Regions from separate parts of the Mus musculus genome. Here region 1 is linked to region 2. A link is a contact called in ENCODE Hi-C or POLR2A ChIA-PET data. All regions are on one chromosome and are shown on one strand. Each heading gives the region's core, a stretch centred on a gene start or an enhancer-like site at or near the end of the contact. The rest is flanking DNA. Distances are from core to core; before and after follow the strand shown.

Region 1 (6,618 bases), core at 3,485-5,984, 34 kb after region 2:
CCTGTACTCAAAAGTCAACTGGCTGTCTGAGCGGCGGGACGTCTTTATTTCCTCTACCTGGCTTGGTGGAGTGCAGCCCTGGTCACATGACTCTGGCTCGGTCTGGTTGGTTGGCTGTTATACCCAGCAGCTCCTGTCAGTGGGGGCTAAGCCCCAGCAAGGAGCACCTAGGCCTGACTGTGGTCTGCCGTGTGCATGCGTGTGTGAGGGCGGTGCCGGCCCTTCGCATCTTCTCCTGAGGTTCTGCACCCCTAGAAGAGTTGGCAAGGGTCTGCGTGAGAGGGTTACCCACAGAGAGGGCCCCCAGCCTGCAGGGTTCTAGAGTCCTTGCCACTGTCCTGATCCCAGCGAGGAGGGCACTGCCCCAAGGGAGTGCTTTGGTCACAGGAAGGTCCTGTCACAAGTTCCAAATCAAAAACGCCCACTTTGGGGTTGTTGAGGTGGCATCTATTGCCGGGCCAGGTGACCCAGGTTTGATCCCGGGACCTGCATGATGGGAGGAGAGAACTGGCTCCTACCCCCACCACACGTGCACTGTGACACATGTACATACGAGACACACACACACCACACCACACACACACACACACACACACACACACACACACACACGGCTCCCCCCTCCTGGGTCGAAGTTGACCTGAGTGCAGGGGATTTCTGGAGGCAGCCACACTCACCAAAGTCACCTGTATCGCAATGAAGGACACCGTCTGTCCCACAGCCTGTGTCTAAACGAGGACCAACATTCTCCCGCCCCCCACGCTGACTGACAGGGCTTCCCTCTGGAGAGTCCCAGCTCTGCGGCTCAGGGAGGTCGAATCACTGCCTCATGTCTTTCTCAGAGCAGTCCTGGGTGTGCAGGGGTTGATTTTCACAGCTGTGGCTTTTGTCCCCATACCAGGGTCAGACTGTCATTGCTCAGACCCTCAGGCAGTGTGACAGGGCTGTCCTCATGGCATTTGGGGACACAGGCCCAGATGTCCCAGGAACCATGTTCGAATTTTCCAGGGCAGCTGAGCAAACACCTGGCGGCTCTGCAGGCTGAGGTCAGGGCCTGCGGGGCAAACCCCGTGTGCGTGGCTCTGAGTTTCTGATCTCGATCTTCACCTTCTTGTGGGTAGTACCGTCCCCAGAGATGACTTCAGGTTGGTGCCACCCAAGGAATGACAGCCTGGATCTTTGGGAATAAAGATGGTGGGCTGAGGTGAGCCTCGTTCCCTGATTCTTTCACGAAGGGCGTTGCTGGGAATTGGGGGTGCACATCTGGAGCTCCGGCTACCTGGAAGGGCAGAGGCTGGGAAGGTCCCAGGAATAAAGTCTGGATAGATAACCCCAACCCTGCCCAGCTCGGGGACCCTCTGTTAGCCCTCTTGTAGTTCTGAGACATGGCAGATTCTCTGGGAAAGAGAGGCCTTCCCCACCTGTAAGACCCAAGTCTCAGGCGAGGTGACCATGTAGATCCTGCAGAGAGGGCCGTTAGGGTCCCTGCCCCCACTGTTTTGAATTCTGCTGAGATCAGAGGGCTGGCTGGCAGCCTGACGGGAGTCACATTTTATCTGCCCTTTCCTCCCAGTCTGCTTCTGGCTTCCGGCCAAACCACTAATAATAACTCGACTCAGAGTAATCCTTACATTGTGGGATGTGTGGCCGGGTCTGCCCTACCCTTCTGTCCTGAGGAAGACCCAGCTTCAGGGTTCCCAAGGGAGGCCACTCCCTGCCCCCACCGCCCATGTCCTCTGCAGGCTCCCCGTGGACTCTGTAGACAAGGTACAGCGAGCCTTTGTCTTCAGTCAGGCTTCTCAGGTCTTACCCAGGCTCCTCTGTCAGCCAGTCCAGAGGAGAGCTGACCTGTGAGAACTCAAGGGGCTCACCAAGGAGGACCCAGGGCTTGCCCTGCGTCCTCAAAGCGGGCAGGTGGCCTGAGGTTCCAGTAGAGGAGGTGGAAGGGGCTGGAAGGGACTTGGGCTCAGCCCAGCTGAGGTGGCCTTTCAGAAACATGCCACACTTAGGGCCAGGGACCCTAACTGAAGCCTCTACAGCCCAGCAAAGAAGCTAGAGACCCTTTTCTGTGGTTTGCTTCCAAGAATATAAACCCTGCCTCCAGCGGAAGATAGTAGATAGTGAATTCCAGTTTCATGCAGAGTCCCAGTCTCAGGCTATGACAGGAGGGGCTGAGGTTGGCTCAGCTGTTCAAGTTTGTGCCGGCATGGTCCGGTGGTCCCTGTTCAGCAGAGGCCCAGGTGTTGGGGAGCACAAGTGCCCCCTTACCCTGTCATTCACCTGAAGCACTCCCATCATTCCTTCTGTTCTCCAGAACAAAGGGGCACCCTCTCTGCTCCTGTAGGTCTGTGTGTGACTGTCTCAGAAGTTACCTCTTAGGCCTGTCACCACGGACAGGCTGTGTTCCAGTGCTGGGCCAGGGCAGGCTGTGAGGTACCTTGAGGGTACACTCACCCCATCTCCACCTCACCTGGCGACGGGGTCGCCGTCTCTCTTTCATAGATGAGGAAGCAGGGTGGGCTGAACTGGAGGGAAACTAGCTTAGAGGCATAAGACAGTTCTCAGGCTGGCCCCCAAAGGACAAAAGGGCCTAAGGTTTGTGGGTGCTCTTCATATCCTGGGCATGTCGATGTTATGACAAATGACCTTTGTGGCTGCAGATCTTGAAAGCCCTTAGTATTGCGGATCATTCTGGAATGGTCTCCATCCATCTGCCTTGGAGTTATCTGGGCCCCTTTCTTTTTCGGTGGAGCCTGAGTTAAGGGACTAGGGTCTTGGTATCCCTGAGAAAGAACACAGTACCCTCCCCCCACTGAGTTAAGGGACACATTTCCCCCTCCCCCAGAGGGGAGCAAAGCCATGCCAGGCTAGGCGCCTGTCCAGATGCCCAGGTTTGCACAGATACCTTTAATAGAAGGAGGTAGCTAAAAAGAAAGAGGTAAGTCTCAGCCCAGAGCCTGCATCTGTGTGAAGGGCAAAGACCCGGACACTCGTCCCCTCTCCACACCGAGGAGAACAAGAAGGCCTGTCTCCCAGCAGTGGGTGTGGGGAGAGGAGGCAGGAGGCTGGTGAGCCTTGAAAGATCCTTGGATTAAGAAAAGTCTTATGCTCCTGGAGACCATTCTGTCCAGAGTCTTGACTTCTCCATCTATAAAATGGGACCGTGATGGTCTAGGTGGCATGCTTTGAACATATCCCGGCACAGGGTAAGCTAAGTAGGTATTGGCAGGGACATTTATGTAGTTGCACTAAGAGACCCGTTTCCCTCTAAAGTGGCTTTCAGGATGAGCCCTGGATGAACGCGCAACCCCTTTAGCACTGTATCTGTCACATGGGATATTGGGGGGGCTGCATTTCAGCAGAGCACTGTACCTCTGGGTAGAGGCCCAAGCAGCCGTGCCTTCCGGTACCCTGAGTGTGCATGGGTGCCTGTCTGCCTGTTTGGGGTCCTACCACCTTGCTGGCTCTTGCTTCTGTTTTGTTCCTTTCCGTGGGTGTTGGCAGCCCAGGATAGACCCCTCCGGTGACAGAAATTCCAGGCAGTGGGTTATTTGGCAGCGGGGTAAGTGGCCTGGGGCCTGTCCTGTGGGCACACCCCAGGGAGCAGTGTGCTGCCCCGGGACTCGATGCACTTGGTGCGCGTCACCAGCCCCATCTGCAGTCCTCCATTTACTCCGGAACTCATGTTTGTCCCTGGGTGAGCACTCAGGTGTATAACCCTCAGGGTTCTGGGGACAGTCCTGGGCATCCGACACCATGCCTGCTGTCCCCTCGTCCCACCCTCAGTGGCACAGCTCTTTGACCTGGGCAGCCTTGTTCAGAGATGGACCCTGAGTCACGGTGAAGGAAAGGCTGGGGCCCATGGGAAGCCGGTGTTGCCCGGTGGACCGCGGGGGTCGGGGGTAGGGAGTGGGGTGGAACCTGGGATAACCCTGGGATCCGAGGCTCCGGGGACCCCCAAGGATGGGGTTAGATGCCATCGTCATAGACATCAGAGCTTTACTTCCAGCTGGCAATATCGGCTGTGAACAGTGTGCTCAGTGACTGTGACTAACCCCGAGTGTGCAGCCGGTTGACTGCGTGATCTGAGGCCAGCGGCCACCCAGAGAGGGGGCCGGTCTCCCCAGCTCCCTTCAAGGTGGCTGGTAGCTCCCAGCGGCAGCTGCCGTTGCGCTGTCTAGAAAATTCCGCACGCAGGTGCCTGCTCCTCACTTGGTGGTCCTTCCCTTCCTGCCCTAAATATCTCCCCCCAGTCCTGTCCAGTATGTCCCTCCTAAGCTGAAACCAATCTGTATTCTGTAAGGAAAATTAATTCGGACGGGCACCAAGGGGGCTTAATAGATGGAACTTTGTTCCCAGGGTTCAAAGATGGAGCCTGGCATATTTGCTCTGCTTCAGTTGCCTCTTCTACTGTAGCCAAGACCCCGTGCTAAAGATGTGCGCAGGCCACATGGTCCCTGGGCACACATAGATTTCAAGGGGACAGAGTTAGAGTGCTGGAGGAGAGGTGAAGACTTGCTGCGCTGTGCAGCCCATGGGGCAACACTCAGGGTTGTGCAGTGGAGAGGCCTGCAGAAAAGTGCAAGTGTGTGCCCAGGCGCAGGATCAAGACCTGGGAGAGGCAGCTCTAGAGTCTGTCCCCGGGGATAGCCGGATCCTGGCTCTTGTGTGACCCACTGGCTCTTGTGGCTTTCCACCTTGTGGAAGGAGGAGAGGATGCAGGCCTAGGCGTTTCTCCAGAAAGAGGCAGCACAGGGGCCCTGAAGGCCTTATGTATCTGACTTGTTCATATAAATCACAAAGTCTCCAGCGGGGAGGCAGATGCTGTCTTCCAAGGCTGATGGGAATGATGCCTGCCGAGGGCATCTTGGTGATCTCTAGAACTGCACAGGCGTGGGTCCTTTAGTCCAGCAAGCTCACTGCCTGGGACTTTATCTTACAAACAGATCTGTCCTCTGGAATGGCTGTCCACATAGGCTGCACCTGGGAAGCAGGGCTTGGAGGCAAATGTAAAGGCCACCACCAGATGACTGGTGTCCACCCCGCATGGGCCTTGGCAGCATCAGCTTAGCCCACCTGCTTGGAGTGTGTGGCTTCACAGCCCCCACCCCCTCCTGTCCACGGAGGAGCCTGCTGGGGTTGCTGGCACAGAGAGATAAGTGCGGCCCCCAGGCTTGGGTGATTTATGTCTGCCGGCTGGTGAGTTCAGCCTTCTGCCAGCATTGTGGGAAGTGCGGTGCCTGGCGTCTTCCTACCCACTCTCTCACCCTCCCTCTCTCCTCCTGGAGTCTCACAGACACACTGATGATGTAGCTGCCCCTTAGTTCCACCTGTTCCCCCTGGGGGCTGTGCCTGTCCCCTGGTATTCCATTTGGCCAACCGTGCTTAAAGCTGTCTGTGCCCCTGAGCTGAGGGAGCCAGAGGGAGTCAGAGGCCACAGGGCAGGCAGGGGTAGGGTGTGCGTGCGTGTGTGCGTGCGTGCATGCGTGTGGCTTGGGCCAGTTCCCAGGCCTCCTGCCCACAGCCCCGCAGGGGCCGACAGCATGAGCGATTGGCTTGCAGGGGCTGCCCGGCACGCCGCGCCATCTGGCGGGGCCATTGTTGGCCACACAAAGGATGGGTCTCAGCAGGGCAGGGGCAGGGGCCCAGGCCCAAGGAGTGGACAGAGGAGCGGGTGGAGGGCTGCTTGGTACCCCAGGACACTCGCTCAGCGCAGAGCCCCCCATTTGTCCCTGCCACAGTCGAGGCTTTGCCTGTACTCTGTTGCTTGTGGGGGGGCCAGTGTAGAGGTGAGGGGTGACTCGTCATCCCCAGAACCCCCACCTAGGACTCTTCTAGACCCCTTGGTTCTGACCTGATTTATTACTCTGGTAAGATTCAAGGGCAGTTTTATGTACTAGGTAATTAAGTGGCATTAGAGAAGGCTCGCGAGTAAGTGGCTGCTGTTTTAATAATTGAAATAAATAACCCCCTGACAGCTTCCCAGCTCGATACTGTTCTCCCTCAGTGTCAAGGCCCTGGCGAAGCAGTGTTACACATACCTGTGTGTGCACACACGTGTGTGAGTATGCATATCTGCATCGCACACGTGTGTGGACATGCATATGTGCTCCTCTCTGTGTGTGTGTCCACATGTGGATGCGTGTGTATTTGCACAGGGGTGTTGGTGGGAGCACGGCCTTGTGCACGTGTGGGTACTAGTTAGTGCATACGTACTAGTTTGTACATTTGTGTGCACATGTGTGTGTAAGGTGTATAAGGGGTTTTCTTGCCTACAGTAGGACATTCTCCAGGACACGTGTCTCCCAGGCAGAGGGGCTTGCTTTGCATAAACCTTCCTTCCATCCCCGAGGCCCAGCTGACTTCCAGGATATTTAGGATCTTTAGGATATTGTTCCTCCCCGGGACAGCCCTGACACAAACTCTTATTCTGGTCTGGTGTGGGCGGGGGGTGGGGGTGGGGGGTGTATTTCAGTTTGAGGGAACGTTGCATCACCTCGTGGCCGATGCCTGCCCCAGCCGAGGGTCACAGTGTTAGGTTTGCAGCCTGGGTACTCCAGCCATGCCCATGTGACCAGACAAACATCTCCCCCATCCTGAGGCATCTCTTAATAAGCC
Region 2 (6,932 bases), core at 2,532-5,031:
CATAGGCAAGAGTCTGGAACACTCACCAGCTCTCCTCCTTCTACCCCAACCTTTCCCTAGGCAAGCAGTGCCCGCCTACGTCATCCAATGGCCTAGGGTTGGAGCCTGGTGTGCTTTGAGGCTCTCCCGTTTTGTAGAAGGAATGAATGATCCCAAGTTTAGCTACAGATCTAGAAGCTGAGGGGACAAGGTGTGTCTGTGACTGCCTGGGGACACACTGTGGCGTGAGACCAGAGATGCAAGGCCATTGTTCTCTCCTTCAGTATTTGCTCACCTGGCTCCCAGGTCCTACACTGAGCGAGAACTGGGGCGTGTGTGGTAAGCAAGCAGGACACTGGACATCTCTGTGCAGCAGCCTCACACAGGGCAGGGCGTAAAGACCTGAGGGGCTTGAGGAGTCATTACCATCCATTGTTGCCATTTCTGCCATTTCCAACAGGAGGGGCCGGGAGTGCTGGGCCTGGAGCCAGCAGAAGCCACATTAACAATTAAGGGCTTTGCCACATTCGTCCTGCCCCCCCCCCCAACACCCTACCCCCCCACCGCAGCATGAAATATTCAGACACCAGAGCTGGGTCTCGGATCGCTGCAGTGCCCGAGTGTGTGTGTGTGTGTGTGTGTGTGTGTGTGTGTTGGACTGCTACTTGTAGATTTTGTAGATTTGAGGCTTGAGGTAGCACCCGAGGCCTGGCACGCAGAGCATCTGGAAGCTGCAGGGCTGGATGGCAGGAGCAGCTGGCAGCTGTCATAGGGATATCCACAGCCGGTCTCAAAGGCTGCATGCGGAGCCTGGAACTTAGCACCTAAGCGAACCCCTATGTTGTGGGACTGCCCTCTGAGCCTGACAGCCATTGCTACCGACTCCTGCAGCAGCTGTGACCCTCAACACTGGGCCTCACAGGAGGAGGGCTGGGGAAGGTATTTGGTTACCTTCTCCTGACATCCCAGTCACACCCTCCTCCTACACCTCCCTCCCATGGGTAACTGGCCAACTTACTCCTGGTTAGTTAGTCCAGCACTAAGGAGGTACTCCAGGCCCTAGGTGGGGCAGGTTAACAGAAGGGGAGGGTACCCTATTCATGTAGCTATGGGGAACTTGTCATTCATGCTATTATTACTGCTGTTGTTATCGTTGGCTCTCAGAGTTCCAGGGAAAGGATGGTGGTTAACAGTCTCCTCCCACTCCTACACCCCCACTGAGCCCCCCCTCACCAGGCTCCGCTGGCCCCGTAGTGTGTAGGTGATTTGAATCACCGCTTGGATGAAGGTTTCCTTTTTTCTCCACTGAAGCTGTCACCCTGGAGGACCCGAAGGCAGAGGCTGCAGGCCATAGGAACACCACAAGGAGACACAAGGCAGCCACAGAGCTCAGTACAAATTGAATTGTCTCAGCAATTTCCCTGGTGAGCCGAAGTGTTCCCTTGGTGTGTGCTCTGCTCACCGCGCCCCTCCCCCCTGCAGTCTCAATGGAGTAACTCCTTAACCCACTCAGTCTCCGCTCTGTGGGGATCCTCCAGGGAGCCTGCTGCTGCGACTTGGGGGTTGAAAGCAGATCTGCAGCCTCCCCCAGGTGCGGACCCTAAGTCCCCTCCTTTTGAAAGTGTGCTGTGCTGGGTCTGCAGAGCACCAGGCCCCTCTACTCAGCTGACTCCCTGGTGCTGAGTGCACGTGGCCAGCCTCGGCATCCCCCGGGGCTCATCTTCTTCCTACCCCTTTCGACCGTCGGCTCATTTACCAGGAGGGAGGGGGAAGGAGGACTGAATTAGCTCAACCTGTGTGGTTCCCAGCCCTTTACCAATGGGAGCCAAGACAGCCAAGACTCCAGCTTCAGGTCACACATGGGCCTGCCTTTTGAGCTCAGACCTCATATTTCATCCTTTCCTTTCTTTTCTTCTCTTTTTCTTTTTTCTTTTTTCTTTTTTTTAGACAGACTCTCTGTAGCTCACTGGCCTGGAATTCAGATATTACCCCTGCCTCTGCCTTCAAACTCTAGGATTAATGTCCCGCACCATCTACGGCACCCTTTCTTGTTTTTTTTTTTTTTTTAATATATTATTACATTTCATTCTTTCTGTGTGAGTGTTTATGTAAGCTACTGCCCACTCTGGAGGTCAGAGGACAACGTGAGGGAGTAAGGTCTCTCCTTCCATCACTGTGTCCTGGGAATTAATTTAGGTTGTCAGGCTGGGCTTCACACTCCTTTACCTGCGGAGCCATCTCGCCGGCCCCTCCTCCCCTTCGAACCGGCCACTAACAAGCCAACCCTAAGGCCATTCCACTTGCTGTTCCTTTCACCTGTCCGGCCTCCAGGCTTACCTTTGTCCTTGTCACTCAGGTTTAGGTCCTAGCTCCTAGGTCCCTCCCAGAACACAGATCTAAGGCAATTGAATTCCCCGCATAGCGCTGCAGACAGCCTCACCGATTCTTCTCACGTTGTACTCTCTCCCTCCTCCCAAGAATGCCAAGTGCCCTCAGAGAGCAGTGGCCTCTTGTCCCGGTAGAATTCCCCCGGGATGGGGAAGGTGTAAGAGGGCACATGAGGTGGTTTAGTAAACGGCTGAGTAACTGTAAAAGGGGGATGTCAGCTGCTGCGCGGGCACGCGCTCCAGGCCCGGGTAGCTTACCCCGGTTTGTGCGCGCGCAGAGTGGGTTATCTCCTTGTAGGTCCAGGGGAAACGCATCCTTCCCTCGGCCCGCTGGCTGCAGAAGCGCTGTTAAATGCGCTTAGGGGACGGGATTTATAGGTGTGGGAAGATCCGTATGCTCCGCAGCGATGCGGGGCGAGGGAAGAAGGTTCTGCGGTCGCTGAGTACCTATGGACCCCAGCTATCTGGCCAGGGTGGAAGACCTTCCCTCGCCTTTCTCAGGGGTTTCCACCTAGCGAACTGCATGTTCTTCCAATCCCAGGGATTTAGCGGTGTAGTGCGCGGAAGGGAAGGGCTCGGAGAACTGCTCTGGGAAAAGGGCAGGTCCTCGGCTCCCACCACGTCAGGGGAAGAAGGGAGAGAGATCTGGCCCTGAGATAAGGCTGGCAAGGCTCCACGGTCTTGGGCTAGGGGTGGGAAGACAGCCCCGCTGCAATATTAGGCAGGGACCCAGGTGGCTCTGGTCGGTGGCCCGGAAAGGGACAAAGACCAGCCCTGCCCGACCCCCCATGTCAGGGTCCTATTGTTCCTCCTCTCTCGGACTGTACCGAACTCTGGTGCCCCCGAGAGGGAGGGAGGGAGGGAGAGAGCTGTGCTCGCCGGGTGGGCATCTGTTTATTAAGGGTGAGAAAGGGAGGGTCAGGGACGCTGGCCGGATAAGGGACGCGTAAATTCGCGCGTCGCCTTTAAGGGAAGCCCTGCCCTACCTTTCCCACCGGTCCCCGCCACCCCCTAGCCCTACCTGCATTTTAAAACCCCTTGTAGTCCTGGGATTGGCCCAGGCCGCGTCCTCCGGGCGAAGAAACTTGAACCGGGAGTGTGGGGGGGAGGAGGGTGCAAGGCCCCGCGGTTGGAAGATACCATCTTTTCAGCCTCCCCGCGCGCGCCCCGCCCCTCCCGCACACCCCCGAACCTGGCCAATCAGACCTGTGGGAGGGCGGGACCGTGGCTCGAGCGCGCCTCTGGCAGGGCGCCCGGCGGGCCGGCGCACCGCGTAGGGGGACCTCGGGGGCCTGCCACTCCTCTGACCGCCTCCCTTTCGGAGGCGTGGCCCAACGGCGGCGCCCCGCCCCCTCTCCGCCCGGGGTGGGCGGGGCAGCTGGGGCTCCGGGAGCGGGGCCGGGGGCGGGCCTCCGCCTGCTGCGCCCGAGCTCGGAGAGCCGGGGCACCGCGGCCGCCGACGCAGCCACGGTCCCGGTTCCTCAGTCCTGAGGCGTGCGCGGGCTCTCGGGTGACCCCAGAGGGGGCCGCGGGAGGGAGCGCGAGGCGGCGAAGGGCGGGCCGCACGCGTCCCCAGCCGCCCCCCGCGCGCGCGTGGCCGAGCCCAGAGAAGCCCCGGCGCGGGGAGCGCCGGCCCGGCGCGGGCGAGGGCGATGCCGCGGTGACGGCCCCGCCATGGCGAAGCCCCCGGCGGTGGCGGCGGCGGCTGCAGCGGCGGCGTCGGAGGAGCTGAGCCAGGTCCCGGACGAGGAACTGCTGCGCTGGAGCAAGGAGGAGCTGGCGCGGCGGCTGCGGCGCGCCGAGGGCGAGAAGGTGGGCCTCATGCTGGAGCACGGCGGCCTGATGCGCGACGTGAACCGGCGGCTGCAGCAGCACCTGCTGGAGATCCGCGGCCTCAAGGACGTGAACCAGCGGCTGCAGGACGACAATCAGGAGCTGCGTGAGCTCTGCTGTTTCCTGGACGACGACCGGCAGAAAGGGCGCAAGCTGGCGCGCGAGTGGCAGCGCTTCGGACGCCACGCGGCCGGCGCCGTGTGGCACGAGGTGGCCCGCTCGCAGCAGAAGCTACGGGAGCTCGAGGCGCGCCAGGAGGCCCTGCTGCGCGAGAACCTGGAGCTGAAAGAGCTGGTGCTGTTGCTGGACGAGGAGCGCGCGGCGCTGGCGGCGGCGGGGGGCGCTGGCGGCGGCGGCGGCGGCGCGGGCTCCCGCAGCTCCATCGACAGCCAGGCCAGCCTGAGCGGGCCCCTGGCGGGGAGCGCAGCGGGCTCGGGGGCCCGCGACGTTGGCGACGGCAGCAGCACGTCCAGTGCGGGCAGCGGCGGCAGCCCGGACCACCACCACCACGTCCCAGCGGCTCTGCTGCCCCCGGGGCCGCACAAGGTTCCGGACGGCAAGGCCGGAGCCACGCGCCGGTCTCTGGATGACCTGTCAGCGCCGCCGCACCACCGAAGCATCCCTAACGGCCTGCACGGTAAGCATCTCGCCGGGATCGGAAGCCCATGGGTGTCTGTCGTGAAGCAGTAGTAGTTTCTGGAGACCTCACAGGTGCGGGGTGGGGGTGGGGTCGCACCTTCAGACCCTTCCGCAGCTGGCATAGCAAATGGAGCATTCGGCGTGGTGGTGTCCCTGTCTAGCTGATGCCGCAGAAAAAAGTTTCTCCTCCGCAGCTTTTTGTGTTACCAGCTGGCACTCTGGGGCTGTCGAGGGGTGTCTCTCATCCTACCCTGAAAACACTTGAGGGCAGAGGAGAGTTTTTCTTGGAAGACTATGAAAGGCCCCTAAGCTAAAGCAAGTGAATTTTCCCTTCTGGTTGGAGTCCCTCAAACTCACTTAGCACCCACGACTGCACTGTGCTGTGGCTGGCTTTCTCCCCTGCTTCCTTCCCAGCTGAATCTCCTCCTGGGCTGGGCTGGGCTGGCACACAATCACCCGTGCTGAGACCTTGACGAAGCTGGGCCAGAGTACCCTGGGCTAAGATAAGAGTCTTCCTGGCTTCCCATAAGTCCCGCAGTACTGGTTGGGACACCTTTCTCAGTTCGGTCTCTACAGTTTTCCCCAGAGGATATATTTGGAGTGGATTCCGACCTCTCCGTGTGCCTCAGTTTCCTTTCTTCCTTGCTTGTAAGTTGGAGAGGCTGATGGCCGCCTCACCGGGGTGTGAGGTGGAGATAGATAATGCCCCTGAAGAGATCTGTAAGCTTGATCGTCTTACAGGAAGTGCTGGGGTCATCTGTGGCCAGAGTGTGGGTTGGAAGCCGGCTCTGTCTTCCTCAACCTGTTGCTATTGACCCTACAGGAGGGTGTCCCCACCTAGGGTACTGTGGCTGTCCCTTCAGTGGCGATCTGGGCCCTGCAGCTTCCCTCCTGTCCTGACTACCATTTGCTGTGCTACTCCGTTTCCCCCACAGTTTTTTGGAGCTTGGCTCTCAGTGTTGATGGCACTTGCCTTTGCCTGAATTGTTCCCCTGGTAGCGAAGAGTAACTCGCCCTTTCTGTTCTCCTTAAAGCCTTTCTCCATCCATATACTGTCAAGGCTTAGAAGAACTTCTCTTCCCCAAACTCACTGCTGGAGCTGAGGACCAAGCTTTTTCTTGGGTTTCCTGGCCAAGCCCTCTGCAGGCATTTTGAGGCAGGAGCTGCAGTTCTCATGCAGGTCAGATAGAGGTTTCCCCTTTATTTACTCTCCAGAGCTTGTGAGTTCAGGAAAGGACTGGGGCTAAAGGGATATTTTGTTACTGATTAGCAATCTACCACAGCAACTCAGGTTTCTTTTTGTAACATTGCATCCACAGGGCCTTACCCCGACAGCTATTCACTCATGCTCTAGATGCCAAGTTCTAGTTTACTTTGGGGGAACGGACACCCCTCTTTACAGAGCTGGCATGCATCTCTTTGGCTTCACCTTCTTGGGGGGGGGGCTATTCACTCATGCTCTAGATGCCAAGTTCCAGTTTACTTTGGGGGAACGGACACCCCTCTTTACAGAGCTGGCATGCATCTCTTTGGCTTCACCTTCTTGAGGGGGGGGGCTCTGGGAGGGCCAGTGTTCAGGGTCTTGATTTCCCCAAGTGCATCATGAAGGAGGGGAATCTTTGCACTTAGGGAAACACAGGGCTGCTGGTTTTCAGCTATGTCATCAGTAACAGTGGTCAGGGTGAGTCTCCTCAGGACACTGTCTCGCTGAGTGTCTCCACCTCTTTGCAGACAGTCTTTTTTTTTTTTTTTTTTTTGCTAGGAGGTGTGGGTCTGGCCCAGAGTTGCAGTTGCAGTAGTGAATAATGCAGCAGAGAAGGAACTGGCCGGACTGGAGGTTTTCCACCCCTATTGGGGGTGGGTAGGGGCAGAAGTGTCCTGTTTCCTACAGACCCCACCCCCTCCGAGCGTCCTTGCACCAAAAACTGCTGCAGATTTTGTAGTAGCCAAGCTCTGCCTTGGCACAGACTGAGAACCCAGCATTGGCACTACTACAGACTTCAGCCACACACTGGATTGTTCTTTTTAGTTTTGTCTCTTGAAGTCAGTGGGTGGCGGCAAGGTATCCTCCCTTGATCGCGCACAGAATATTTC

What was found. Hi-C counts contacts between places; a loop is a spot of excess contacts on that map. ChIA-PET counts read pairs that join two places held with the same protein, here RNA polymerase II (POLR2A).
Region 1: a loop to region 2 is called in a map of gastrocnemius, with 2.5 times the contacts of the local background. The contact joins the enhancer-like site here to the promoter of Ccdc85c in region 2. A Hi-C loop is called at or near these places in 12 of 37 maps with a recorded cell type or tissue (CH12.LX, gastrocnemius, heart and 1 more). POLR2A ChIA-PET finds 5 or more read pairs at or near these places in 4 of 5 experiments (Patski and embryonic stem cell).

Annotation. Positions count from the first base shown.
Region 1 is chr12:108,240,008-108,246,625 of GRCm38, reverse strand. All of the region lies in intron 1 of Ccdc85c (coiled-coil domain containing 85C), which reads left to right. Among named protein-coding and RNA genes, the nearest start is that of Ccdc85c, 32 kb to the left of the region's middle. Within about 2 kb of position 4,734, at least 1 of the 3 ENCODE cell types and tissues checked has a DNase peak (open chromatin) inside an H3K27ac peak, as active enhancers do; it is gastrocnemius, where a contact is called at or near this core.
Region 2 is chr12:108,272,242-108,279,173 of GRCm38, reverse strand. It overlaps Ccdc85c (coiled-coil domain containing 85C), which reads left to right and starts at 3,781. Exons shown (of 6, transcript NM_001159910.2): 1 at 3,781-4,836. The coding sequence starts at 4,041.